Regions from separate parts of the Homo sapiens genome. Here regions 1, 2, 3, 4 and 5 are each linked to region 6. Evidence: chromatin contacts called from ENCODE Hi-C or POLR2A ChIA-PET data. All regions are on one chromosome and are shown on one strand. The core of a region is the stretch at or near the end of the contact, and the rest is flanking DNA. Distances in the headings are between cores, read along the strand shown. Region 1 holds the start of CSNK1A1 (casein kinase 1 alpha 1). Region 2 holds the start of SLU7 (spliceosome associated SLU7). Region 3 holds the start of GRPEL2 (GrpE like 2, mitochondrial). Region 4 holds the start of PWWP2A (PWWP domain containing 2A). Region 5 holds the start of FBXO38-DT (FBXO38 divergent transcript). Region 6 holds the start of CNOT8 (CCR4-NOT transcription complex subunit 8).

Region 1 (4,285 bases), core at 176-2,675, 5.3 Mb before region 6:
CTACCCACTTCCCCATTCCGTGCTTCCCTCAGCGGATCGCCTATATGCACCGGGTTCTTACCGTATGTGGGGGATGCCAACCCCACCTTGAAGAATCTTATAGAGCTTGCTCTCGTACAGCAACTGGGGATGCCTGGCCTTCTGAGATTCTAGCTTCACTGCCACTTCCTGCAGGGGAAAGAGGGGATGATGGCATCAACATCCCTACGGATTCAATGTCACTTAGGAAAGGAGGGAGACATTAGCAAAACTCCAAGTCGCGACTACAAGAAGAAGTGAAAAGCTGGAAAGAGAAAGCTCTCGGTAATTATAAAACGAGGCAACCAGCCTCAAAGGCCTCTTCAGGGGGTAGTGACGAAATCCGTACGTCCTCTAAAGTGCAGGAAAATGATTCATCCAGAAAAAAGAGGCAACCTCTGAACGTAGTGAGAGGTTTTTAAGGAACTAGGCGATCGGAAACTGTTCTAATTGGAACAAGAGGCCCAGTAGAATTAAGAATTAAAAAAAAAAAAACATGGGAATCACTGAAAGAGGATTTTGCCGTTTCCACCTTAAAAGACGGTTAAAAAAAAAAAAAGCTCGACTAAGGGACATTTATGGGACGTGTTTAACAAGGTGGGAAACTAGTTCCCCCAACCTTTCTATCGGGTTCTTGACCCTTTTAGGGAGACAGCGGACGAGGTTCGTAAGCCAGGAAAACTAGCTCCCTGGACTCCCTGGCGAGTGCGTGCGATGAGGAGAGGCCCGAGCACTTTGGGGGTGCACGGTGGTGGTGGGGGGAATGAGTAAAAGCGCAGCGTTATCGTGAACCCCACCCCAGATGATTACCTCGCCGTTGGTGATGTTGATCGCCAAATAGATGTCCCCGAAGGAGCCAGACCCGATCTTCCGTACCAGTTTATATTTCCCTCCGACAATGAATTCAGCCTTGGAGCCGCTGCTACTCGCCATCCTGAGAGACGAAGATGGAGGCTGGGGCCAAGCCCCGACACCTCTGGGAAGAGGACGGAGGCCTCGGGGCTCCTACACTAGGCAAGGCTACGGAGGAGGGCGGCAGGAAACGGAACACGGAGGCCTTTACCGGGGTTCGGGGCCCAGAATCAGCAGAGGGGAACCTGATCACCGCCGCTCAGTCAGGTTTCTTTTTGCCAGGCCGCAGTTTGTGAAGGGCTTCTCGGCGGTTACCAGGCTGGGCCACTTGTTTCTCGGCGGCCGCCGCTGCCTCGCTTGCGCGGCGACGTCGCGGGCTGGAAAAGGGGCGCGGTGAGCTAGGGCGGCGATACCGCTGCCACCACTGCCGCCGGCTCCGGCCCAGAGGGACCCCTGTCACTCCGCGGACGACGCCATCTTGTTACTCCAGCTCCAGCCAACACAAAATGCCCCCAGTCCCCGGGAGCCGCTTCTTCACGGCGCAGAGCACTCTGGGAAAGGGATCTCGGGCGCTCGCTCCGAAGGATCGGCAGCGAGAGGGCGGAACCGGATCCGTGAGAGTCGCGGCCCACGCTCCGAGCGTCACCCTGTCACCGCCCAGCTGCGCATGAGCGCTGCAACTCCTGCTGACTGCGCAGGCGTGCCGCGGCCTGTCCTCACCCCCGTCCCGGGCTCTCTTCCACTTCCGGTCGGCGGCGGCTCAGCAGGTGTTACCTGTTACTCGCCTCGGACCCGCCGGGTCTCTGGAAGGCTGAGTGGCCCCCCGGCCTTGATATTGGGAGGAGTCACCTTCATGTTTCGTGGCAGATGAAAGCTTAAGGCCTCCTTAGGAGTTGGGTATTGACCTGTGCTCTTTGAGGCGGTTTTTAACCTTTGATCTTTCTTCTGGCCGTTCCCCCGGACCGGCCTATTCCAACCCAGTTTCTGTTTGGAAAGAGGCTGTCGCCTCTGGTGGAGAGGAAGAGAAAAGCAGCCAGCGTCGAGGAATCTCTCAGGGCTCTCGGTTGTAGCAGAGCCTAGCTAATTACCCTTCATAATTAGAATTGTCCTATCTACTACGGAGTGTTATAGACCCTCTTTCCACAGGAGGGGAAGAAAGAAAGAAGCCGGAATCCCCCTGCCATCCTATGTCTTTGCATTATTGCCTCACTACCACATATGATCTTCAGAAGAAAACCTGGTATGTTGCTCATAATGAAGATTAAGGATAGATGGAATCAACAGAAAATTAATTTAACAAGAGTGAAAAAACTGTTATGTCCCCTCAACCCCACCAAAAAAAAAAAAAAAAAAAAAAAAAAGAATCGTATGTTGGTCTTGTTGAAAACCTCAGTATTAACCTGAACAGAGTAGAGGTAACTATTACAAAATTTAATTGACAACATTTAAAACTACACGGTAATTTTTTTCTTTTTTACAAAAAATCGATCAGAGAATCAAATTTTGACCACGTTTTGTTTTACAAAATTTGACCTGGGAAAATTGGGCTTAGTAATAATAATGTTCACGAAAGAAAACTCCATGGTTGATGCTATCATCTTAAGTCAGACCTCAGTCGTAAAAATTTAAGCTAAGCCTATCCTAAATAAAATTTAATTAAAATAGAAATGGGGGGCGGGCGCAGTGGCTCACGCCTGTAATCCCAGCACTTCGGGAGGCCGGGGCGGGCAGATCACTTGAGGTCAGTTGTTCGAGACCAGCCTGGCCAACATGATGAAACCCCGTATCTACTAAAAATACAAAAATTAGCCGGGTGTGATGGCGCACACTTGTAACCCCAGCTATTCGGGAGTCTGAGAATCGCTTGAACCCGGGAGGCGGAGGTTGCGGTGAGACTAGATCACGCCACTGTACTCCAGCCTGGGCAACAGAGAGACCCTGTCTCAAAAAAAAAATAATTAATTAAATAGAAATGGGAGAAAAATGTGAAGAATTTTAACTGCAACTTTGAAAGGTGGTCAAGTAATTAGTAATAGGGTTCATCTCGGAAGACAACTGAAGAGAGAGGGGAGGAGACTTCCCCTGAAGTTTAGCATGAAGTTTTTAAAGCCCAACCAACACTCAGGGTGCCCAACTCCCAAATCAGCACTGTTAGACATCATTCTCCTTTGGTGACTCTAAAGCATGTTTTGACTAAGTTAAAATCTGCTGTTAAATTCTGATATAAAATGCAGCCGGGCATGGTGGGCTCACACCTGTAATCCCAGCACTTTGGGAGGCCGAGGCGGCTGGATCACCTGAGGTCGGGAGTTCGAGACCATTCTGGCCAACGTGGTGAAACCCTGTCTCTACTAAAAATACAAAACTTAGCTGGGCATGGTAGCATGTGCCTTGTAGCTCCAGCTACTAGGGAGGCTGAGGCAGGAGAATCGCTTGAACCTGGGAGGCAGAGGTTACAGTGAGCCGAGATCGTGCCACTGCACTCCAGCCTGGAGACAGAGCGAGACTCCACTCCATCTAAAAAATTAATTAATTAATCAATTCTGGTCTTAAAAAAAAAAAAGCCAAGTTTAAGCATCTTGAGTTTTCCAGAGATCACTCCTTTTCTGCTAATTTTCTCACACACATCCAAAGTTTAATGGATTCCTCAGCTTGAGGAGTTCTCCATAAGGGGATGAGGTATACATTTAGACGGATATTTTGGTATTGTGATAAAAATGCTCAATGAAGCCGGGGGCAGGGTAAGGGTGGGCATGAAGTGGTCTAAATTAGTGATTCCCAAAGATCTGTGTATGGACAGGTGCAAGTGGCTAACAAAGTTTGCCATGAGGATGTGAGAAAAGTAAGCAATACATCTTTCATTTATTTATCTGATTTCACATTATATTTCATTCTGAGATTTAGTCTTTTCACATATGTGTCATTAAAATGCTCTTTTATAAAAAGGTGCCGATGGTAGATGGTTTTGGTTTTTAAAATATTCTTGCTCGGTTAAAAGTTGAGCCCGGGTGCAGTGGCTCACACCTGTAATCCTAGCACTTTGGGAGGCCAAGGAAGGGCAATCACCTGAGGTCAGGAGTTCGAGACCATCCTGGCCAACATGGTGAAACCCTGTCTCTACTAAAAACACAAAAATTAGCCGGGCGTGGTGGCGCATGCCTGTAATCCCAGCTACTTGGGAGGCTGAGGCATGAGAATCGCTTGAACTGGGGAGGTAGAGATTGCAGTGAGCCGAGATTGTGCCACTGCACTCCGGCCTGGGCAAGAGAGTGAGACTTTGTCTCAAAAAAAAAGTTGAAAGCTGCGTACGGTGGCTCATGCATGTAATCCCAACACTTTGGGAGGCCAAGGCAGGAGGATCATTTGACTCCAGGAGTTCCAGGCTGCTGTGAGCTATGATCAAACCACAGCATTC
Region 2 (4,140 bases), core at 995-3,494, 5.6 Mb after region 6:
TGTGTCCCCAGCCAAATCTCATCTTGAATTGTACTCCTGTAATTCCCAAGTGTTGTGGGAGAGACCGGGTGAGAGATCACTGAATCATGGCGGCAGTTTCTCCCATACTGTTCTCCTGGTAATGAATAAGTTTCACGAGATCTCATGGTTTGATAAAGGGAAACCCGTTTTGCTTGGCTCTCATTCTCTATTGTTGCCGCCATGTGAGAGGTACCTTTCACCATGTTTGTGAGGCCTCCCCAGCCACGTGGAACTGTTAAGTCCAACAAACTTACTTCTTTAGTAAATTGGCAGGTCTGGGCTATGTCTTCATTGGCAATGTGAAAACAGATTAATACAATGTCCTACTGCCCAAGCTTAAAATCCTCCAATGCAGTACCGTCCAAAAATTCAATACAGCACCATCTAAGAGAAATACAATGCTAGTCCCACATGTAATTTTATGTTTTCCAGTAGTCACATTAAAAAAGTAAAAATAAACAGGTAAAATTACTTTTACAAGATTTTATTTAATGTAATATATCCAACATATTATAATTGCAAATTTGAATTAGAAAAAAAACAACTCTGTCTTTAAAAGTTGATATGGGTTTTACACTTATTTAAACTAATCACATTTCCAGTCTCAATAACCACAAGTGGCTAATAACTATCATAACGAATAGTGACACCTGGGTGCGATGGTTCACACCTGTAATCCCAGCACTTTGGGAGGCCGAGGCGGGCGGATCACCTGAGGTAAGGAGTTTGAGACCAGCCTGGCCAACCTGGCGAAACCCCGTCGCTACTAAGCATATACAAAAAAATCAGCCAGGCGTGGTGGCGTGCACCTGTAATCCTAGCTACTCGGGAGGCTGAGACAGGAGAATCACCTGAACCCAGGAGGCCGATATTGCAGTGAGCTGATATTGCGTCACTGCACTCCAGCCTGGGCGACAGAGCTAGACTACGTCTCAAAAAAAAAAAAAAAAAAATGACGCTCCAAAGGATTTTATCATTCGTACTCTAAAAACTGACATCTTTTTAACACACCTACACGGTCCACCATGGTCTGGCACCTGCCTACCTTCCAGCCTCACCATTACAACTATCCCCGCTTCCTTCTCTACTAACTACATAGACCTTCTTGTAGTTCCTCTAGTTCCTCTAACAAACCGTGCTCCCTGTAGACACTGGGCCTTTACACAAGCTCTTTCCCAGTGGAAAGTGCTCAATGCCTGGGGGTCTACGATGCTTCTCAAAGGTGTTCTCTTCTATGTCTGACCTATAGAAAACCTCCACATATATTTGTGTAACATATAAACTGATGGCCTAAATATACTGCGAAGAGAAGCACAACAACGGTAAATTTAATCTTTATTAAAACAGCTACCATTTCTCGAGCCTACCGTGTATCACCTCATCTAATCTTCACAATAAGCCCAGTAGATAGGTCTGATGAACACCATTTTACAGTGAAGAAACAGGTTCTGAGAGGTAAGATCCTCAGCCAAGAACACATTGTAGTAAGAAATAAGGACTTCAAACACAACTCTGACTCCAAAGTCAGTTCTCTAAACCAGTATGTTATACTTGTCCACAGAACATTGGCTTCTGGGCCTAAAATATTAAAAACTAAAACTGAATAAAGTATTATAGTCACCAAGTTGTACGCACTAGTTTCCGTCGCTGTGGAGGGACCTATTTTCTCCAACTAAAAACAGTAATAGCTCCCACTTACTGAGGGCTTACGTAAGACACTGTTTAGCGCTTTACTTACATAGATGTTTTCATTTATACCCGCATGATACCCCACTGAAGTCGGATCATCTCGACTTAACAGGAAAAACTGAAGCTCAAGTAAATTTTTCTGGCGAGGAAATACAGTCTGTCAATTTGGGTACTGGAAGCAGCTTTCCCTGCTCGCAGTCCGGGGATTGCTCAAGGTCTTCGAGGCACCGCCACAAAGGCGACACTCTCATAGTTATCCCGACTGTTTCCCTGAAGACGCAGGCCTGGCCTGGCAGGGCACGAGTGCCATGAATGGGTCTCAGGACAGTGGCTTTTCGGTCCCCCGTCCTCGCTCCCTCAACACCTGAGGGCTCATCACCCCCGTGAAGATATATCCAATAATTAGGAGCCTTCGACTCATTTTCTCAGGTTCCCCAACTCCCCGTCGCCCGCAAGTTCTAACAATATTTTCTTACCCAGCCCCGCCGCAGCTAGCCCCAAGTCCATCCGACAGAATCCAAGCCAATCTCGTAATGTTTACTTCCGGCTTTTCGCCTAATTCCGGCGGCCACTGCGGTAACTTCCGGATGACCGGCACATGCGCACTAATTTCCTGGCGGGGCCGGGGGCGGAGGGGGGCCCTCCAGTGCTCCTGCGCCGTGGGAAACGCGAGAACTCTAGCTGCTGCGTATCGCGCTATTTACCCGGCTTGTGGGGAGTTTCAAGTTGGGCGGCTACTTTTTGGCTTCTATTTAGGAGCTTTCTTTTAGAATCGGAGAATTTTAGGAAGTTAAAAAAAAAAAAAAAAGACCAGAACAGACAAGAGCTTAAGCCTCACCAGGGGACTATGAAATGAATGGGGAAGTTGGTGACGTATCAGCTTAAAAAAAAAAAAAAAGCAGTTAAACTTGGCACTAATTAGTAGCCAGGCTGTGTAACATGCTGGGGATTTGGTGAACAGTGTCTTCCCTCAGATTTACATCAGAGTGCGAAAGACACCGAAACAACTATTCAGATTTAGCAGCTGTGAAAAGTTGCTATGAAAAGAATACCAGGTGCTGTGAGAACATAAGGCATGTTATCATTAGAAAAAAATACGACAATTTCCATTTTGGAGAAACAGTATCTATGCTATCCCATCCCTTCTTTAAAAGTATACATGTGAAATAAAACACTGGAAAATAAACTAATTTTCGTGGTAGAATTTCTTGTGATTTTTTTTTTTCTTTGTGCTTTCTATTCTGGTTGTTCTCCCCCTCCCCCCCATAACGTGTATCCTTTTTGAATGTAAAAGTAAAAGTAGCTACCATTCCTGCCTCAATAAAATAGCCCAACATAATAGAATCTATTTTTTTCGTATTAAGAATTTGCAATACCTGGAGTTTAGGAACATAAATATTAATTTTGCTTTTACAGGGCAGTAGATGAAGAAACAGTGTCAGAGACTAGCGTGAAAGTGAATAGAGTCTATGAATCACTCAGGCTTTGTTTTTTTCCACTTAAAAATATTCCTGAAATTTGCTTAGGAGTGTTAAGGCCTAATTAGCCAAAACCACCAGGAGAGCGCATCTCGAAGAGGAATCAGAAAGCGCAGGACAAGACAGTTGAATCTTTTCTAAGACTTGAGGTCCCTCTGGAGGGTTCTGAGGAAGGTCTAGGAAAGCCGGGATTGGTTCTGGATGGGTTGCTGTTTGTAAAGAAGGATTGGGAGAAACTGATTAGGGACTAAGTGCTGTTATGAGTGAGGGTGGTTTAGCAATTGAGTATTTCCAGTAATAGGAATAGCAAAGCTGGTCTGAGGGCATCATTAGTAAGAAAACAGTGGTTATTCAGAGAGGGTGGTTATGGTTTACAGCTGCTGCATGACCTTAGGAGAAACAATGCTTTCTGTTGGTGAAAAAAAGAAGACATCCTAAGACAAACCTTGCACCTCAAAACCTCTGTAGATAGAGAATCCCCACTTGGAAGCTATAGGTGTTGTGCAGATTTAGTCTTAAAAATTAACACTTTGAGTGCTGATAATATAATATGATGATGTAAAATTTAGGAGATACAGGAGGAAATAAAGGATGGGGATAAAGGAAAAAGAACAGTGAAGGGACAATAAAGGTATGCATATTTTTCTGTCTTTCCTCTTTTCTTCACCTTAAGTTAGGCTCTTTTCTTATAACCTAGTATAATGTCCAGCATTTAATAGGTATTCAATAAATATTTGTGAATGAATGAATCATTCAATCAATATTGGTCCTGAAATGCCAGGGAAAAAGAGATGATGAACTGGCATATATTGAGAACCATGTCTATGTCAGGTATAGTGTCAAGCCTTTCGTGAAAGAGTAATATGGAATCAACTCCTCTCTCTCAGCTGATCTGCAGCTTAAAATGCATATATGGTGAACTGTGGGAAGCGGAGTTTGAATGACACAGGTC
Region 3 (3,837 bases), core at 1,338-3,837, 5.5 Mb before region 6:
AAAAAAAAAAATGCCTTATTTGGTTGTGTTTTTTCAAAGTGTAAGCCACAGGTCTAAGCCCAACACTGCCAAGTGTTCAGTCTGTCAGAATTCTACTGTCACTGTTTCCTTATTGCGGGATCTTGCATAGGTTTACCAACCTTTCTGAGCCTCAATTTTCTCATATGTAAAAGAGAATCATAATACCTCCCTAAACCATATCACCCTTTTCATAAGGCCAAAAAGAAAATATAAGTTATTGGTCATGACACATTTGAGTTGGACCTCGGATTAGATAAAAAGATGAAAATACTCCAGCTCTGTCCTCATGGAACTCAGAGACAAGCAGGAAAGAAAATGTGACCCAAATAACTACAGTACAAATAACCCATGTTATGACAAGATTCAGAGTGCTCAAGGAACACTTCCCATTCCCTTAAAAAAAAAAATTAAGGGACTATCCAGTAACTAAGCTGGCAACTCCAAGTGCCCTGGACCCCAGTCACCAATCCATCCTCTCAGTCTGTCAGCTTTCCATCCTAAATCTCTAAAATTCATCCATATCTTCCTATCTTCACTGACACTATCCAACTTAATTAAGTCATTCAACAAATACTTGAGTACCTACTATACTAGATGTCAGAAATCAGTGGTGAACAAGACAGACACCTCATGAAGCTCACATTCTAGTTGGAGGAAAAAACCTTAACAAGGAAGCAAAAGAAATAAAATACTAAGAAACTAAAAGGGTGCTGGACACAGTTACTTTACAGTGGTTAGGAAGGTCTCTCTCTGTTCTTCCAGGACAGAATATAGCCCCATCTTGCCTGGGCTACTGCAACATATTGCCTTCCCTACCTCTTTTCTTACACCTTGCAATCTGCTTCACACAGCAGTCAAAGTGACTCTTTAAACATGAAAGCCTTTGTCACATGTTCCCTGTCAATCTAAAATAATTTAAAAGGTCAGAATCTAGTTTAAAGAGAGTTTATTCAAGCACAAAGGTTGAGGATGGCCTGCCCAGGAAGCACAGAATGGAAAAATATGTCTGTCTTAAAAAAGATGGAAGTCAGTGTTCCAAAGTGTGAAAGGTTGGGTTCAGTGAGGTTTAACAGAATTTCAACATCTTTCTATGCAAGGCTTAATGCACAGTTACAATGATCTGAGTAGTTAAGGTGGTCTTTTTCCTTCAAGAAAGGTACATTTAACATCACATCCTGCAGATGTAACTGTCATGGGGTCAGTTCAGTTCAGGGCACCATCTAGTCTGAGTTAGGTGCAGGACAATAAAGGAGGCTGTCTATTACAAACATCAGTAATTGAGAGGGAAGAAATCTGGTCTCTGCTCTTTCCTAGTCATTACAGAACAAGAACAATGAGGAAGAGAATTAAGCTATAATTCTAAGAAGCAGAACTACAAAACATGCTACATGGACTCAGACCACAGCCACATCTCTCTCAAAGCTTCAAGTATTTGGGAGGTTCCAACAGCTTTTAGGTTTTATTTATTTTCACATTCCATTGCAATCAGAATCAGACTAAATTGCATTCAGCAAAAAAGTTTTTTGAAGCCGGGGGCGGTGGCTCATGCCTGTAATCCCAGCACTTTGGAAGGCTGAGGAAGGCAGATCACCTGAGGTCAGGAGTTCAAGCCCAGCCTAACCAACATGGTGAAACCCTGTCTCTACTAAAAATACAAAAATTAGCCGGGTGTAGTGGGCGCCTGTAATCCCAGCTACTGAGGAGGCTGAGGCAGGAGAATCACTTGAACCTGGGAGGCAGAGGTTGCAGTGAGCCGAGATCGTGCCACTGCACTCCAGCCTGGGTGACAGAGTGAGACTCCATCTCAAAAAAAATAATTTTGAACACCTACATTAGGGCACTGCTCAATGGGAATGAATAGACAATATCTCTGCCTTAAAAGAGCTTATATTTTAGTGAGAGGAAATGAGAAAATACACACTATTTAAAAAAACAATTCAGTCGATAAGAAGGGCATTAGAGAAAAAGACTGGGAGGAGTGATGGGCAATGGTTCAGGCTGCGATGTTTTAAACCGCTCACGTGATCTAGCCCTTCCTAACCACCAGTCCTGTTGCCCTCCCGCCTCAGTATATTTCAGTCCCTTACATGCAATACTCTTCTCTCTTTATTAGGCTTCTGCAGATGTTTCCCTCTGCCTGAACCCTTTCTTCAGCTCAGCTCAAATACCCCCTTCCTCTGGGAAAACTTTCCACAAGGCTAGATTTCTATTCTAGGCTTCCGCGACACCTGCCCCTCACCTTCAAACACCGCTCATATTCTGACTTTACATCCCGCTTGTATCTGTTTATCGCTCATAATATCAAGTAAGCTCCATGCGGGCACAGCTATGATCTGCTTTCTTTGCTGCCGACCCTGCGCCCAGCACGGAGACTGTAGTTACTACTAGGACCTCGCCTACCCGCGGAACACACTGAGAGCCGGAAGTGTTGCCTTAGCTCCGGACGACCGGATGGGGAACGGCGCGGCCCATCGGGCAACCGGAAGCATAGCGTTCCTGTCCGGAAGTCCTGAGAGGGAAACGCCCGCAAAGGCTGGTTTTTAAGCGGGAGCATCTCTTCACTCGCAGCAAGTGCGCGTGCGCTGCCTCTCAGCCCAAATTGGAAACATGGCCGTACGGTCGCTGTGGGCGGGCCGGCTGCGGGTGCAGCGCCTACTGGCCTGGAGTGCCGCGTGGGAGAGCAAGTAAGCATTGCAGGCGGGGAGTCGGGAGCGTGAGGACTCTGAGGGGCTAGCGAGCCAGCCGGGGTGGTTGTGGGCTGGAAGGCGAGAGCTATCTGAGCGTAGGCCAGGGGACCAAGCTTCTCGGCCTCTACGACCGTGCACTCACGGCCCCATTTTACAGACGGGGAAACTGAGGCCATCAGCCGTGCCTCTTTCTTAGGCCGAGGAAGGTAAGGAGATCCGAGGTCATGCATGGCCTGGAAGGTGAGAAGTCTCTTAAGCCCCCAAGGGAGGGATGTACCACTCTCCCGGCCTCTTCTCCCAGCCTGTGGTACCTGTGGGTAAATTTGGGTTCTCTCCCCTCACTCCGTGTGACCTAAGGCCAGTCCTTTCTCCGTTATCCGGGCACTGTTGTACCTGTCAGTAAAAGGAGGCCGCTGAACTTGTTTCTCCAAACGGCCATTGCATCAGCCTTCGGAAGACAAGTTCCATCGGCAGCTTTTATTGGTCGCTTACGAGGCCGACTGCAGAATTATGGGTGGTTCTTTTTATTATTACCCATTTAGTAGTTAAGGAAAGTGAGGTTTAGAAAAGTTGAGTAACTTCCAAACTTAAATATTTGGGAAGTGGTGGAACCCGGGCTGGAAACCAGTCAGGGCGTTGGAATCGGCGCTCTTATTTAATGAGCGATGTTAATTAATTTTCTCAGAGACTGTTGCCCCTACACTGTTTCTTCCTGGGATAGAGAATAAAAATAGTTGAGTACGAGGTAGGGTTGGACCTCTGAATAGTAAAGTAAGCTACGGGAGAATCTGGTAAATGTGCTTAACTACATATGTCACCCTTTTTACCTTAACACACCTGACCCAACATCCTACCCTAGCACCTAAGTGAGAGGTTGCATTCAGGGTTTCGGGACTTGGTTTTGCTTACCGTTCTCAAGTCTTTTTGGCAGCTTGTTGGTGATGTAAGGAAATGACCAGAAGAAAAATGGTTCCTTCTGGTAAGCTGTCTCCCTACTCCAGTTCTGAAGCAGTAGGAATTGAGATTGGCCACAACTCCCCAACCCTATTTCTTGGTCTAAGCTTTGGCCATTTTCCCTTTGAACTGGCCCTGAGAATTTTTTTTTTTTTTTTTTTTTTTTTTTTTTTTT
Region 4 (4,040 bases), core at 858-3,357, 5.3 Mb after region 6:
TCCAAAATTATTTTTAAAAAAGATACTTGAGGCCGGGCACGGCGGCTCATGCCTGTAATCCCAGCCCTTTGGGAGGCTGAGGCGGGTGGATAACCTGAGGTCAGGATTTCAAGACCAGCCTGGCCAACATGGTGAAATCCCGGCTCTAGTTAAAAAATACAAAAATTAGACCAGCATGGTGGCGCACGCCTGTAGTCCCAGCTACTTGGGAGGCTGAGGCGGGAGAATCGCTTGAACCCAGGAGGCGGAGGTTGCAGTGAGACGATATGGCGCCACTGCACTCCAGCCTGGGTGACAGAGTGAGACTCCGTCTCAAAAAAAAAAAAAAAGATATTTGAGATTAAATAATACAGAATAACTGCTCTCATCTTTCCCCTCAAACACCATACTTCAATATGAAATTTTAAATGGCTTTTTTCCCCAAATGGGAAAGAAGGATTCCTGGGTCTTGATGGGAGAGCAAGCAAGTTTAAGAGTAAAACATACTAATAAGCCATTGCAAACAGGTGAGATACGATCAGAGCGTGTGCTGTTGCAGGAAACAGAATGGAAAGCCGTGAATGGGAGTCTCTGCACTTCATATCTGCAAAAGAAGAGAATAAAAAGGTTAACTCCAGACTTAGAACAGGTTCTCTTCCCCTGTTGAAAGCAGAGCCCAAAAACATTTTAAATCAAAAAATGAAAATGTGGTTAAGCCAAATTTGTAGATGAACTCAACCTTCTTGTCCTTAATACATAAACTGAATCCCAGGTGTTAGAAGTTACTTGAACATTTTTATGCTACACCACCTTGACATTAAAGGATTTTTTAAAAATCTCCAATCTCTTCTTTAAACTTTTCTTAAACTATCATTAAAATTAGCAAAATATGCTTCTCTGTTGAATGGTTAACCTAACGGGAATGACTTCTAACCGTAAGAATTACAGTTAAAAGGTTCATTTTAACAAATGCTCTTCCCCCTGTAAGGAGTGACAGGTAACCTTTTGGGAACCCCAATGTACACACCCCTTTCTCCAATCCCGCTAAAGTTAAACGTTAGAGGACAGACAAGTGCCTCCTCGCAAGCAATGCCCCCCGCCCCCCCGTCCCCCCGTCCAACACTCCGTTCTCTGCAAAAATCCATCTGCATCTTGCATTAACCCACCCGCCCAGTGACGGTGACTCCAGGCCAAGTCGCAGAAGAAGACCAGGCGTGAGGGGTGAGACCTGTGAGCCCATCTGCACCTGCACCCTCCCACCTGGTGGCACACCTGCCCCGCAGGCGCCCACCTGGGGCCGGGACCGCCCTCTCCCGGTCTCGCGCGCCTGCCCCACTCGGAGCGCGCGCCACGCGCCGCGCAGGACCAGAGGGCGGGGCCCCGGGCAGCGGGGAAGCGAGGGCTCGGGGAGAGGGGGCCGCCCGGGCTCACTCCCTCCCTGGGGACCCAGCGGACCGGAGGGTGCTGGGGGCGGGCGCGGTACCTTTTGGACAGATCCATGAGGACCCCGGAGAAGAGCTTCTCCCCGAAGCGGAACGACACGACAAGCGCGTCCTCAATGATGTGGTCCAGCGTGACCCGCACCTCCGAGCCCGGGATCAGTTGCGACACCGTGGAGTCCCCGCCCGCCGGCGGCACGAGCGCCGGGGCTACGGGCTGAGGCAGCGGCGGCTCCTCGCGCTCCTCGGGAGCCGGGGGCTGCTCCGGCGGCGATGCAGGAGAAGGTGGAAGTTCCGGCCCTCCCTGAGGCGCGGCTGCCGCCGACTCCGCCACCCGAACGGACAGTTTCTCCTCAGCCTCCAGCTCCGGCCCCACCGCCTCTGGGCTGCGGGCGAGCTCCCCCGGCGGCGGCGGTGGCGGCGGGAGCGGCGGCTCGTCGGCCTGAGGAGCGGATTGCTGCCCGTCAGTCTCGCCATCCGGCACAGACGCTTCAGTGGCCGTGACCGGGAGGGGGTCAGTGCCGGCCTCACTGCCGGGGATGGGCTCCATCTCCGGCTCGGCCTCGCCGGCGCCCCCCTCCCCGGGGGACGCTGCAGTCGCTGCCGCCTCTGCAGCCACGGCCGCCATTTTCTTCCTAGCTTCTCCCTCCTCCAACTCCGGCTGCAGCGGCGGCGGCGACAGCGCTGCTTGGTTCCCTGGGCCTTCCCCTCCCTCCCGCGAACACTTTCGTCCCGCCCTTTCCCTGATGCTCGTTTCTGGCACCTCGCCATTGGTTGCATTCTACACCCCTCCCGCACTTTTGATATTCCATTGGCCAGGGATGGACGTCTATCATCTAGTCAGTCCATCCTTCCCACGCAGAGTAGGAACTTCTCATTGGCCAGATGTGTTGTCAAGTGTGGAATCTGAGTGGAGGAATAGGGGGCGGAATCAAAGGGGGCGGGGGAAGTCACAAAAGAGGAGCCATATACTCATCGCCTCTTGCTATTGGCTGGAAGAGGAAATAAAGTTTTATGGTTGGCCTACGCTCCTGCCCATTATCAGCCAGGTCTTTGGAGGTGGGAGAAAGGATGGAATCATGTGGCGTGCCACTTCTTTCAAAGGCGGCCGAGGGGAGGAGTAACAAGGGAATGCGGGAGGGGAACCGCTTCCCAAGAATCTCTGCGCAGAGATCCTTAGAATAAATGTTATTTCTAGGCGCGGACTTCTTGCGGCCGCGTGTGGGCACGACAGGCTTCTTTGGGAAAGACAACTAAAGTTTGAAATACAATCCTACAGACACTTTTTGAGTGCCTACTATGCTAGTCACTGCACTAGGTGCTGGGGAATGGAATGTTCAAGACGTTCTCCATAACCTCATAGCAGCGGGCTCCAGCGGCCATGAGGAGTACGAGGAGTATTTTCCTTGACTTCTAGGAGTATGATGAGTATTTTCCTTGACTTCTCTCCACTTCCTAGGAACAAAGCACCTATTTATTAATATTTCAGAAATAGGAAAATGCTCATGAAAGAAGAGAGACACCATCCTCACTGGATTAAACTGATGACTGTTCCAGGAAGGAGTCTTGAGACATTGCTGGACTGATATGTGAACACTGCTTGTTCTCTCCAAATCCACTTGCAAAGTGGACGCACCTGGTCCCTGCTAAAGCCTTTTTCTTTCCTGGCTTCTCCAATGCCACGAGAACAAAAGATCTCTCACTTCAGTGTCCTGACGCCCCTACTTCTCTTACTTCCACATCAAGTCTTTTCGTTTGTCATCTCTGGAAGAATCTACTGAACCTATTTCTCTCAAATGGCACCACAGAGTCAGCCTTTTTTCTGGGAGAATGCCTGCAGGAGAGAGGGTAGAAAAACTGCTAGCAATGAAAGTAAAAAAAATAAAGTCCTGAAGAATAATTACAGCTAGTGTCTTTTGAGTACCATGTACCAGGCACTAATACAAACACTATAGCATATCATCTCAATCCTTAAAATTTTGAGGCACAAAGAGGGTGCCCAAGGTTACTCGGCTGGTAAATTGCATAGTCAGAATTTCAGTTTTACATGGAAAAGACTGAAAATAGCAATAAACAAATATCACCATATGCTCTGCCTATTTCAAACCAAGTGGCTCGTGGGGAAAGGCCAGTAGAAGATCCCAATCAGGGAAGTTTCAGAATATCATTTAAAAATACAGAAAGAAACAAATGTACTTAGTGTTCATTTTGTACCAGAGATTTTCCCAAAACTCTCACTTAAAATCCTGTGACTTAAATCTTCTCCCTTTTTTACAGATGAGGAAGCCAAGCCTTAGCCATGTTAAACATCCTAAGCGGGCCAAGCGCGGTGGCTCAAGCCTGTAATCCCAGCACTTTGGGAGGCCGAGGCAGGCGGACCACCTGAGGTCAGGAGTTTGAGAACAACCTGACCAACATGGTGAAACCCCATCTCTACTAAAAATACAAAATTAGCTGAGCATGGTGGCGCATGCCTGTAATCCCAGCTACTTGGAAACCTGAGGCAAGAGAATTGCTTGAACTCAGGAGGCGGAGGTTGCAGTGAGCCGAGATGTGCCCACTGCACTCCACTCTGGGCAACAAGAGTGAAACTCCGTATCAAAAAAATAAAAATAAAAAGAT
Region 5 (4,305 bases), core at 278-2,777, 6.5 Mb before region 6:
CCATGATGGTGCCACTGTACAGGAGAAATACTAACTCAGGACCTTTTTAATGAAAACCTGTAACATCAAGGTACAAATAAATCCTAGAGATGAAGGGATACATATAACATGCTCTACCTGAAAATGTTAAAACTAGTTTTGATATCTTATTATATATAACACTCATAGCAGTGAGAAAATATCTTTAACATTTATTACAATGATTTGTGGTAGGAAATTTTCTAAACTTGAGGTAGGAAACCTTTCTTACTCATGAGTATTCATTTCAGGTCCCACTACAGTGCTTTTTACAAAAGGAGGAATGCTAATAAAATGAAAATCATATTCCATTGAATTAAAAATTCAGGCCAATTGTGCTGAAATAAATCTTACTGAATGCCTTCTAAATATGCCATGCCCTGCACTAGAAACTTTCGTAATTCCTATTTATTCTTCAGAATAACCTGGGAAACAGAAAAAGCTAAAGTCTGTTTCCTTTATTAAAGTTTGAATATGAAGAAACCGACAGAAGCAAATAGCATAAAAATTCATTTTTGTCTTCAATTACAGGAAGAATGTAACATGAAAGCTGAGATTACAATGAATAGTACATGAATATGATGAGGTTTTGTTTTGTTTGTCCTACCAGAGCTCCAAATAAAAACACAGATATATGGTTTGACATACGGAATGGGATAGCTAAAACTGTGACTGCCTAAGACAAGCTGAAACCTAAGGTGCCGAACCATATTGGGGAAAGAGGGGAAAAACCAGTAGGTCTGCTATCAATCAAGAAAAGAATAAGAAGAAATGGGATTCCCAAGCCTTCTTCAGCTTTTTCTTCTCCAGCAGAATAGCCTAGTCAATGCTACGTCTTGTCAAATTGTGTCTCACATGGCTTTAATGCACACTAACTTTCCTAAGAAGTATTTGTATCTATTTAAATCTAGGGATTTTAGCCCATATTAATTACATGTATATTAGGGCAAGAACACAGGATGTAAAAGGTAAAAATCTGAATTTCAGTCCATCTGCGAGACATTGTGAAAATCAATTACACTCTCTGAAGACAATTCCTTATCCATTAAACAACAGAAAAGGTGATTAAGTTGATCCTTGCCTACATGTCAGAGTCGTGTAGAGTTTTTAATGACACTCATGTGAAATTCCTTTGGACTGTAAAATACTATTACTTACGTGCAAAGATAATGTCCCGAAATCACAGAAGGGATGACTTAACATTAACATCTTTAACTGCGCCCCCGTCCTTCCTCTCAAAAAAAAAAAGTTCTCTATTTTTAGTTGAATGATTCTGGGAAAATCTCTATTGGAACCTATCGACTTCGCAAATGACAAAGGCGAGGTCCAGAGACTTATCCAAGACCCCAGAGTACCAGTGGAAATCAAGACCAAACCACACGGTGGAGACTGGTTCCGACGTATCAGACTCAGTGCTTCCGGCATGGCGCTTTAGTGTCAGGTGAAAGAACAGCAACCCGCCCCGCTTCTCCACCCCTGACAAGCCTTCCGAAATGCCACGCTGAACATGGCTGCCGCGCTTCGATGCTTCTTCACACACACAATATGGACACGGGTTTGAGGCTCCAGCCCCGGATGACAACACTCCGGAAATATGCGAGCGGCGGCGGAAGCGGAAGTGCCTCAGCGGTAGGGGCCGGGGAAGTGTCTGTAGCGTCCCTCCCTCTCAACCACAATAACAGGCGGAGGGTCGGCGTAGGTGAGGCGGCGGCTGAGTGGGCCTGGGGACCGGGAGCGGGGTGGCAAAGCCCGGAGTGCGTGCGGCAGGGCTGAGGTAGCTGGGTGGGGATTCTGGAACTTCCGACCGCTTAAGCTCGGCCTCTGGCCCCCTTGGGGCCTAGAGCTCCTTGAGAGATCAGGGGTTGAATTTGTAGTTCCTGGCCTTCTAGGCCGTGCTTGCGGGGGTTGCCTGCTTGTCTGAACCTGGCCCCAAAATCCAGCATAAAGAACTCTCTCTGGGCCCCAGTTTCCTCAATGAAATGGGTGAGGGTGTTGGACTGGACAGCTTCTGTGACTGTCTCCCACCCCGGGCGTCACGAATTTCATGATTTTAATGTTAAGTCGGTGTTTCGGCCAGTAAAGTGAAGGAGGTCTGTGTTCAGCGTAGTGAGGAGATGTCCCTGAGCAGGAAGCAGTGAACACATCTTTGGCTGCCACGCCTGAGTATCAGGAGCCCTGAATTCTAGTTTCACCCCTTCCACCTACACACCGTGTGACCTTGTCTAGGTCCATTAGCTTTTCTGTGCTGCAGTTTGCTTATCTGTGTTGGATGCCTTTGATGTCCGTGCCCTAGCTGTGGAAATCAGATTCTTAACTCCCTTTTCATGGAGTCTTTACAGACCTGAAAAGCATATTCTCCCTGCACTCTGCACACCCAGAATTTGACTAAGAGATGTCTACCGTGTTTCTTTGCAGACACCAAGCTGGCCAAGGGCAACTGGTCACTTAGGAAGGTTCCTGTGCAATGAGAAGCTCTGTCCAGAAAACTTTGTTTTATACACCTAAACCAGCAGTGTAAATCACTACAAAGTGAAAAACAGGAGACCTTGATTTTTGTTCCAAAGTTGCTATTAACTTGATGGTTTACTTTGGCCAAATCCCTTCCTCTCTCTGAACTTGAGATTTTTTTATCTGCTAAAGGAAGACGTTGGATTAGGTCACTGGTTTTTAATCCCCTTTCCCATTCCCCCAGCACAAGTGAAGGATAAAATAATAGTTCTATAAAGCCATGATTTTCCCAGGGAAGGAGGAGGTCCAGTCTGGAGGGTATGTATTACATAGGCATAGACTGAAAAAAATCCGCTTGTAATTTTTAACTTTCATTTTGAGAATTAACATTTTAGATTATCTGTAAGCCTTCTTTCCCCTCTTTAAAATATGTGATGCTGTAATTCTGATGTCCTCCTTGGGTAAAGAATGTAGAGTTTTGTGTGCCTCTTTGTTTAAATGGCTGTGTGCCCAGAGGTACACACTTTATATTTAGTCAAACAGATACTAATGCATAGCAGAGGAGAAAAAGGGACAACTAGATTCCAGTAAGATAGGGTGATATAGTGAAGTAAAATTGGTGGTATACTAAAATGAAATAAGGTGGTATAGTGAAATAAAATTAAAAAGGAGTTGAAGACCTGTATCCCTGCTTCACACTGGTACATCCTGCCTCTGTGACTTTGGACAAGCCATCTAACATCTCTAGGCCTCACTTTCCTTATCTGTAAAACGAAGGGTTGAGCTGGATGATTCCTAGGCCTTTTTCAGCACCATCATCCTGTTGGGGGGTTTTTGTTTTGTTTTGTTTGTGTGTGGTTTTTATCTGAGCAGTTTGGTTTATGTGGTGTGGTATTTCTTTAGACAAGAGAGGCTGTCCTGGTCAGTAGATACACAAGATAGTCTATGATGTCAATTAAGGTCTGTGAGGTCAAATTAAGTGATATGCAAGATTACTTTGATATGAGCAAGCTGAAACCAATAGAAACTAAAGAAAGGCATGAGAAACTTGAAGGGCAGGGAAGCCCTTGACCAGATAGGATCATTGAGAATATAGGGAAGTTTCAAGTGAGAGGGGGTATTTTTCACGAGGGTAAAGAAAAGTAATTTGAGTTTGGGATGGGAAGGAGATTTGAATTGACGAGATAGGAGAACACTTTTTGGAAACAACTCTGGTTTAAGAATGTGCTTGCAACACCAAGACAAAAGTAATGCTTCCTGTGGCTAAGGTCAGCTAAGCAGGCAGCCACAGAGTGACTGTAATATACCAAAGGTGGCCATAGACCACTGCATGGGAGCCTAAATTAAATGGACCATAAATCCTAATTGGTGAAGGTAGGGTGTGGTCAGATGCAGTTCTATCAGAGCATCTAGAAGCCTTTCTCCAAGCACTAGGGCATTGCTCTGGAATGCAGGAAGACAACCACAGTGACAGAGGACTGACTTGATGATAGAATGTTTACTGTAACCTGGGAAGTCTGTATCCCAGCCTGAACCTTGACACTATTTAATCTTGGGCAAGTGATTTGTCACCTTATCCTCTCTGGTTCTGTTTGTTCATCTTAAAAATTTGGGATCACTAGATGAGCTTCGATGTCTGTGAATATGAACCCCCTGAAATCGTGTATGTATTTCTGCTTGCATGAGTCTGGAAAACGGATGTGCCACTTTCATCGTATTCTCAGATGGGTTTGTGACCCACAAAAAATTGAGAACTGTGTGATTAGGTAGTGTCTCTGGTCCTCTTCAACTTTTAACATTCTGGGATTCTGTAATTCTGTCATTTCTGACATTTCCTTA
Region 6 (4,485 bases), core at 306-2,805:
CAAGCTCACGACAGCCATTCGTAACCTAATTTTGCAGATAAGGAGCTAGACACTCATTTGGGGGGGAGAAGAGGAGGACTGGAGTTCAGAAAGTGCATTTGATGCTCTTATCCTGGAGGCTGGAGCTAGTTCACCTCCCTGGAGAACAGCTTTTGGGAATCCCGTTTGAAATTGCCGCTCAAGGCCAGCTCGGCATCCAGCCTAGGAATTGGAGGATTTTGGAGAATCCCCTTAGGGGGAAATGTTTAAAAGTGCAAAGTGAATAGTAGAAGCCCCTCTCCTCGTCACTAGGGGTACATTTGCCGTTTTCTTATCAACAGCCTCTCAAGTACAAGCATCTGGGACAAGAACTAGAACCGTGCTTGGGGCAGCCCCCACGTCCTCTCGGGAACAGGGGTGGAGCGCTGGCGGGAGTGGCTGAGGGCGGCCCGCCGCCGACACTGTGTGCAGGAAGCGGGCGCTTTGTCTGCTCTCCCACCGCGGAGAACACGAGGCGGAGGCGCGCCCCAGCTGGCCACACGCTGCCCAGGGCCGGCGTCGGTCAAGAGCCCTCTCTTCAAGCAGGATTAAGAGGGAACCAAGGGGCTGGCAGAGGGGCCTCAGAAGCTCCTGGGCGAGGCCTGAGCCCGTGGGTCTCGACACTAAAATCTGGCGAGCTCCCTGCGCGTCCGCAAAGATTTTGGAGCTCTGAAGAGCCCGGCGACGCCTGCGCTGGCCAGGCGCCGTGCCCACGGGAGGCGCCGTCCTCTTTGTAACTCGAGCAGACCCTGGCGGGCCAGTTGCTATGGCAATGTTCCTCGCTCTGCTCGGTGAGGCCGGGAGGTAGGCGGGCCTTGGCGGACGTCACCCACATTCGGCTTTGGGGAGCCGCCCCACCCCCAACTAATTGTTTGCCAGAAAGGAACCGTAGGATAGATGCTTTGTGAGACATCTACGGGGCCATGTTAGAACAGAAAGTCGCGACAGCCTCTTTCTCCGTCAGCCTCTTCACAAATCCCTTCGTGCCAACGATTTTAACGGTCCTTCAAAGCCAGGAGGAGGGGGCGTGGTAATTCGAGGGGTTTGTTCGAAGGGCCACGCCCTTTCCTCGGCCTTTGGATTTTTCCAGGCCGCGCCCACGGCGGGGGGGTGGGGGGGGGCGCTAGTTCTAGACCACGCCCCTTCCTTGTTCGCTCGGAAAGAGGACCAAAATGGAGGAGTAAGAATCATGATTAAATTGAGCGAGCGCAACTAATCACGCGAAGAGGGCCGCAGGCGGGCCGTCTTCCGCAAGCGTGCTTCCAGGCCTCCACTCCCCACCTATTCGGCGGCACCCTGTTACTTCTGCTCCTGCGCGCTGCTTCCCGCGACCTCACAGGCAGAGCGAACACGCACGGAGTCGCAGGGGCGCGCAAAGGGGGAGGAGCGGGCGTGACCAGGCGCGCGCGCGCGTCTGGAGTGACTCTAGAGAGCAGGCGAGTCGGGCGGATCGGGTGGGTAGAGTGGTGCCGTCCGGTTGTTTGGTGGGAGGCACGTAAGACCGCTCTGGGCACGGGGGCGCTCACCTCACTGGCTCGTTCGGTTCTAGGAGCAGATCCGGGGTAGAGGGAAAAGAGCTCCGGGCCAGGGGCTGCCGTCGCCGCCGTCGGGGAGTCAGCCCGCCAGCCCGCCAGCTCGTCAGCCCGCCAGCCAGCGCTTCGCGGGCCCTGTCGGTCCCGGTAAGCGGGCCTGCGCTTACCGGAAAGAGGAGCGTAAGATGAAAGAGTGTGAGAGACCATTGGGGGTCTGTAGGGGGAAGGGGAGTGGGGGCGTGTGTAAGGGGCAGGGTGTGTGAGGAGGAGAGGAACCCCAGCAAAGAGTAGTAATAATAATGGCCACCGTCACACGATAATATTCGAGTAATATGTGCGGGGACTTTACAAAGCATCTCATATGCTTCATTTTAACTTCTACTCCAATCCTCCGAGGTGCGTACTGTTATCAAACCCATTTTACAAGATAGGAAAACCGAGGCACGAAATAGATTAAGTGGCTTATGCAAGGACACACGACTACTACGTGGCCTGGCCTGGCTTCGAACTTAGTTATCTTAGTCCTAAGGCCCGTAATTTTAACTTTGCTTTACCAAACAAAAACAGAAGAAGAATGGCGTGTCAGAAGGAGGAGGACTGAGTGTGATTTGAAGTGGAAGGATGATGATAAACGAGAAGAGAATGATGATGGGAGACGGAGTAGTGGGGAGGAGGACCTGAATTTGGAATCTTGCGGGCCTCCCCCTTCTAAATCGCCGCCTCTTCCTTAGTTCTTGCGGCCCCATAACTTTTTCTTGGTGTTCTATGGCTTTATGAATGGAGGAGCCAACTCACAGACCTGGGCCATTCGGGTGGTTTTAAGAAGTTTGAACTGCGGTTCAATCCAGGGCAGTGCCTTGAGACACTGTTTGGAGGTAAGGGAGGGTCAGAGGATCCTCTTAAACGCTGCTGCTATTTATTTCTTCAAACGTGCCACTTCCTTTTCTATCATATCTATGCACGGCAAAGCCTTTGTTCAGTCCTCTAGAATAAGGAAGTGATGTTTATTGTTTCCTTGTACACTTGGGCTTAAACGAACAAAATCAGACTCAACGTTTCTTTTCCCGAGCAAGGCCTTGATTGCTTGCAGAGAAAACTTTCCTGTGGCTTTATCATTAGTTGCCCTTCAGAGCTTTCCTGTGTAAATAAGAAGCTATGTTTTGGAGAAGTTTACACCGTAGATGAACGGGAGCGATCTGAACATACTGCACTGCAGGTCAACACAGAGCAGGGACTTCAGTAATTCATAGGTGTGAGTGTGTTTGTGAAAACCTTTCCTTCTTGCACAGTTTTCTGTGTAGCTCATGTGGGAGTCAAGTTTTTAAGTCAGCCCGTGAGGCAAACATTGTATGTAATAAAAATTAACCCTTAAAAATTCCTAGGAAGGTGCAACGCTTGAGATTAGCATCCTGTTTCTGACTACATCCTGGACGGTTTTTCCTTCAGTTTTGAAACTTGTTACTGTTGCTTTGGTTGTAACCCAGATAAGTAATTAGATTACCTTTAGGGGCTGTGTTGTGCAAATAAGCATATTTGAAAGCCATAGAGTTGTGATGCGCTGTGAGATGCTTGCCCTGAGGAGGCTTAAAAGGAGGAAGACAAACCCCTATCTTAGGCTCATTTTGGAGCATGTGCTTACAAAGTGGAAAGTGGCAGGCAGAATTGCTGGTATGATGATGATGATGATGATGATTTTTTTGAGACGTGCTCTTGCTCAGTCGCTGAGGCTGGAATGCAGTGGCGTAATCACAGCTCACTGCTGCAGCCTTGACTTCCTGGGGCTCAAGTGATCCTCCCAGCTCAGTCTCCTGAGTAGCTGGGACTGCAGGCACACACTACCATGCCTGGCTAAGTTTTTGTACTTTTTGTAGAGACGGGGTCTCACTTTGTTGCCCAGGCTGGTCTCGAACTCCTGGCTCAAGTGATTCTGCAGTCTCAGCCTCTCAAAAGTGCTGGGATTACAGGTGTGAGCCACTGCCCTTATCCTGCTGGTATTTAAGTTGCTATTTTATTTTATTTTTTGGCCAGCATATGCAGTAATTTGACTTGCTAAATTAAATGTGCATAGTGCGATTCCTCTTTAATTTTTGAGTGGCACTACATTCAGGGGCTTGCAAGCTATTGTTTACTTCCCCACAGATCCTAGCTAACTTTGGAGCAAAAATGGCTTACATATTTTTGCCAACTGTCTGGCTTCGGCAGTCCCCATATATATGCCAGATATGTATAACAGTGGTTAGCTTTTTAAAAACCAATTCTCTTTTAAATGGAAGTTAAAGGCGTCTTTTGGTTGTGTGGGGTTTTTTGTTGTTGTTGCTTTTGCTTTTACGGAAACATCTCTCAAAAACTCAGGAGTGATACACCCACTTCCTCCAAAGTAGTTATGGTTATGTTTGAAATGACACCAAAAATGAAGGGTATTATTTCAGTTAGGGAAATAAGGAAGTACCACCGATTTAACATTATATGGGTATAGAAAATGGTTTTAAGGCCTTTTGCAGGGGAGAAATCTTAAGCAAGTTTAGGAATCTAAAATTCTGAGTCGAAACATTTTCTGAATTATGGTCAGATAGTGTAATTTACTCCACATTCATTCTGAACTTCTCTCTTTTCCTGATCTTTATTGTTCTTTTGCAAGCCTGTAATAGAACAAAAACAAGAGAAGAAATTTATTCTGGCTTTAAGAAGTTTCTACTATGTTTTTTGGGGGAGATGCCACATAGTCTACTTAAGTTTAATTACTGTAATTACAGAGAAAAATCTGTGGAAGTATAGGATACCTTGAATAAATGGAATCTTCAAGGTTTGCTGGCAAACCAACAGTTTGATTTCTCAGAAGTTTCTTAGAGAAATGATGCCAGTTTTGTTTTGCTCCAGATTCTCATTGTTGCATCTGCCAATCTTGAAAATAGGAAGCAAAGATTTTCCTTGCTCT

What was found. Hi-C counts contacts between places; a loop is a spot of excess contacts on that map. ChIA-PET counts read pairs that join two places held with the same protein, here RNA polymerase II (POLR2A). Pooled maps may share reads with other maps.
Region 1: a loop to region 6 is called in a map of CD4-positive, alpha-beta memory T cell, with 17 times the contacts of the local background. The contact joins the promoter of CSNK1A1 here to the promoter of CNOT8 in region 6. A Hi-C loop is called at or near these places in 1 of 168 maps with a recorded cell type or tissue (CD4-positive, alpha-beta memory T cell), 1 of 37 single-sample maps with no recorded cell type and 8 of 50 pooled maps.
Region 2: a map of CD8-positive, alpha-beta T cell shows a loop between it and region 6 (13-fold over the local background). The contact joins the promoter of SLU7 here to the promoter of CNOT8 in region 6. A Hi-C loop is called at or near these places in 3 of 168 maps with a recorded cell type or tissue (B cell, CD8-positive, alpha-beta T cell and naive thymus-derived CD4-positive, alpha-beta T cell) and 9 of 50 pooled maps.
Region 3: a loop to region 6 is called in a map of CD4-positive, alpha-beta T cell, with 12 times the contacts of the local background. The contact joins the promoter of GRPEL2 here to the promoter of CNOT8 in region 6. A Hi-C loop is called at or near these places in 1 of 168 maps with a recorded cell type or tissue (CD4-positive, alpha-beta T cell), 1 of 37 single-sample maps with no recorded cell type and 9 of 50 pooled maps.
Region 4: a loop to region 6 is called in a map of B cell, with 33 times the contacts of the local background. The contact joins the promoter of PWWP2A here to the promoter of CNOT8 in region 6. A Hi-C loop is called at or near these places in 4 of 168 maps with a recorded cell type or tissue (B cell, CD4-positive, alpha-beta T cell and naive thymus-derived CD4-positive, alpha-beta T cell) and 14 of 50 pooled maps.
Region 5: a loop to region 6 is called in a map of CD8-positive, alpha-beta T cell, with 14 times the contacts of the local background. The contact joins the promoter of FBXO38-DT here to the promoter of CNOT8 in region 6. A Hi-C loop is called at or near these places in 3 of 168 maps with a recorded cell type or tissue (CD8-positive, alpha-beta T cell and naive thymus-derived CD4-positive, alpha-beta T cell), 1 of 37 single-sample maps with no recorded cell type and 13 of 50 pooled maps. POLR2A ChIA-PET finds 5 or more read pairs at or near these places in 1 of 52 experiments (activated B cell).

Annotation. Positions count from the first base shown.
Region 1 is chr5:149,550,014-149,554,298 of GRCh38, forward strand. It overlaps CSNK1A1 (casein kinase 1 alpha 1), which reads right to left and starts at 1,426. Exons shown (of 10, transcript NM_001892.6): 1 at 829-1,426; 2 at 62-168. The coding sequence starts at 951. It also overlaps a transcript of ARHGEF37 not described here. RefSeq lists enhancers at 1-687, 934-993, 1,124-1,183, 1,214-1,883, 1,583-2,376 and 1 more.
Region 2 is chr5:160,416,837-160,420,976 of GRCh38, forward strand. It overlaps SLU7 (spliceosome associated SLU7), which reads right to left and starts at 2,245. Exons shown (of 16, transcript NM_006425.5): 1 at 2,187-2,245. RefSeq lists enhancers at 1,957-2,006, 2,457-2,576, 2,587-2,656.
Region 3 is chr5:149,342,912-149,346,748 of GRCh38, forward strand. GRPEL2 (GrpE like 2, mitochondrial) reads left to right here and starts at 2,588. Exons shown (of 4, transcript NM_152407.4): 1 at 2,588-2,705. The coding sequence starts at 2,629. AFAP1L1 (actin filament associated protein 1 like 1) reads left to right here. Exons shown (of 19, transcript NM_152406.4): 19 at 1-726. RefSeq lists enhancers at 2,271-2,896, 2,897-3,520.
Region 4 is chr5:160,117,343-160,121,382 of GRCh38, forward strand. It overlaps PWWP2A (PWWP domain containing 2A), which reads right to left and starts at 2,108. Exons shown (of 2, transcript NM_001130864.2): 1 at 1,463-2,108. The coding sequence starts at 2,046. RefSeq lists silencers at 1,104-1,523, 1,644-1,823, 1,924-2,023, 2,184-2,233 and an enhancer at 1,660-2,159.
Region 5 is chr5:148,382,323-148,386,627 of GRCh38, forward strand. It overlaps FBXO38-DT (FBXO38 divergent transcript), which reads right to left and starts at 1,528. Exons shown (of 5, transcript NR_105057.1): 1 at 1,177-1,528. It overlaps FBXO38 (F-box protein 38), which reads left to right and starts at 1,636. Exons shown (of 22, transcript NM_205836.3): 1 at 1,636-1,717. RefSeq lists an enhancer at 1,413-1,612.
Region 6 is chr5:154,857,072-154,861,556 of GRCh38, forward strand. CNOT8 (CCR4-NOT transcription complex subunit 8) reads left to right here and starts at 1,556. Exons shown (of 7, transcript NM_001301073.2): 1 at 1,556-1,697. RefSeq lists enhancers at 350-851, 852-1,355, 1,231-1,400, 1,356-1,858, 2,362-2,864 and silencers at 1,601-1,700, 1,761-1,820.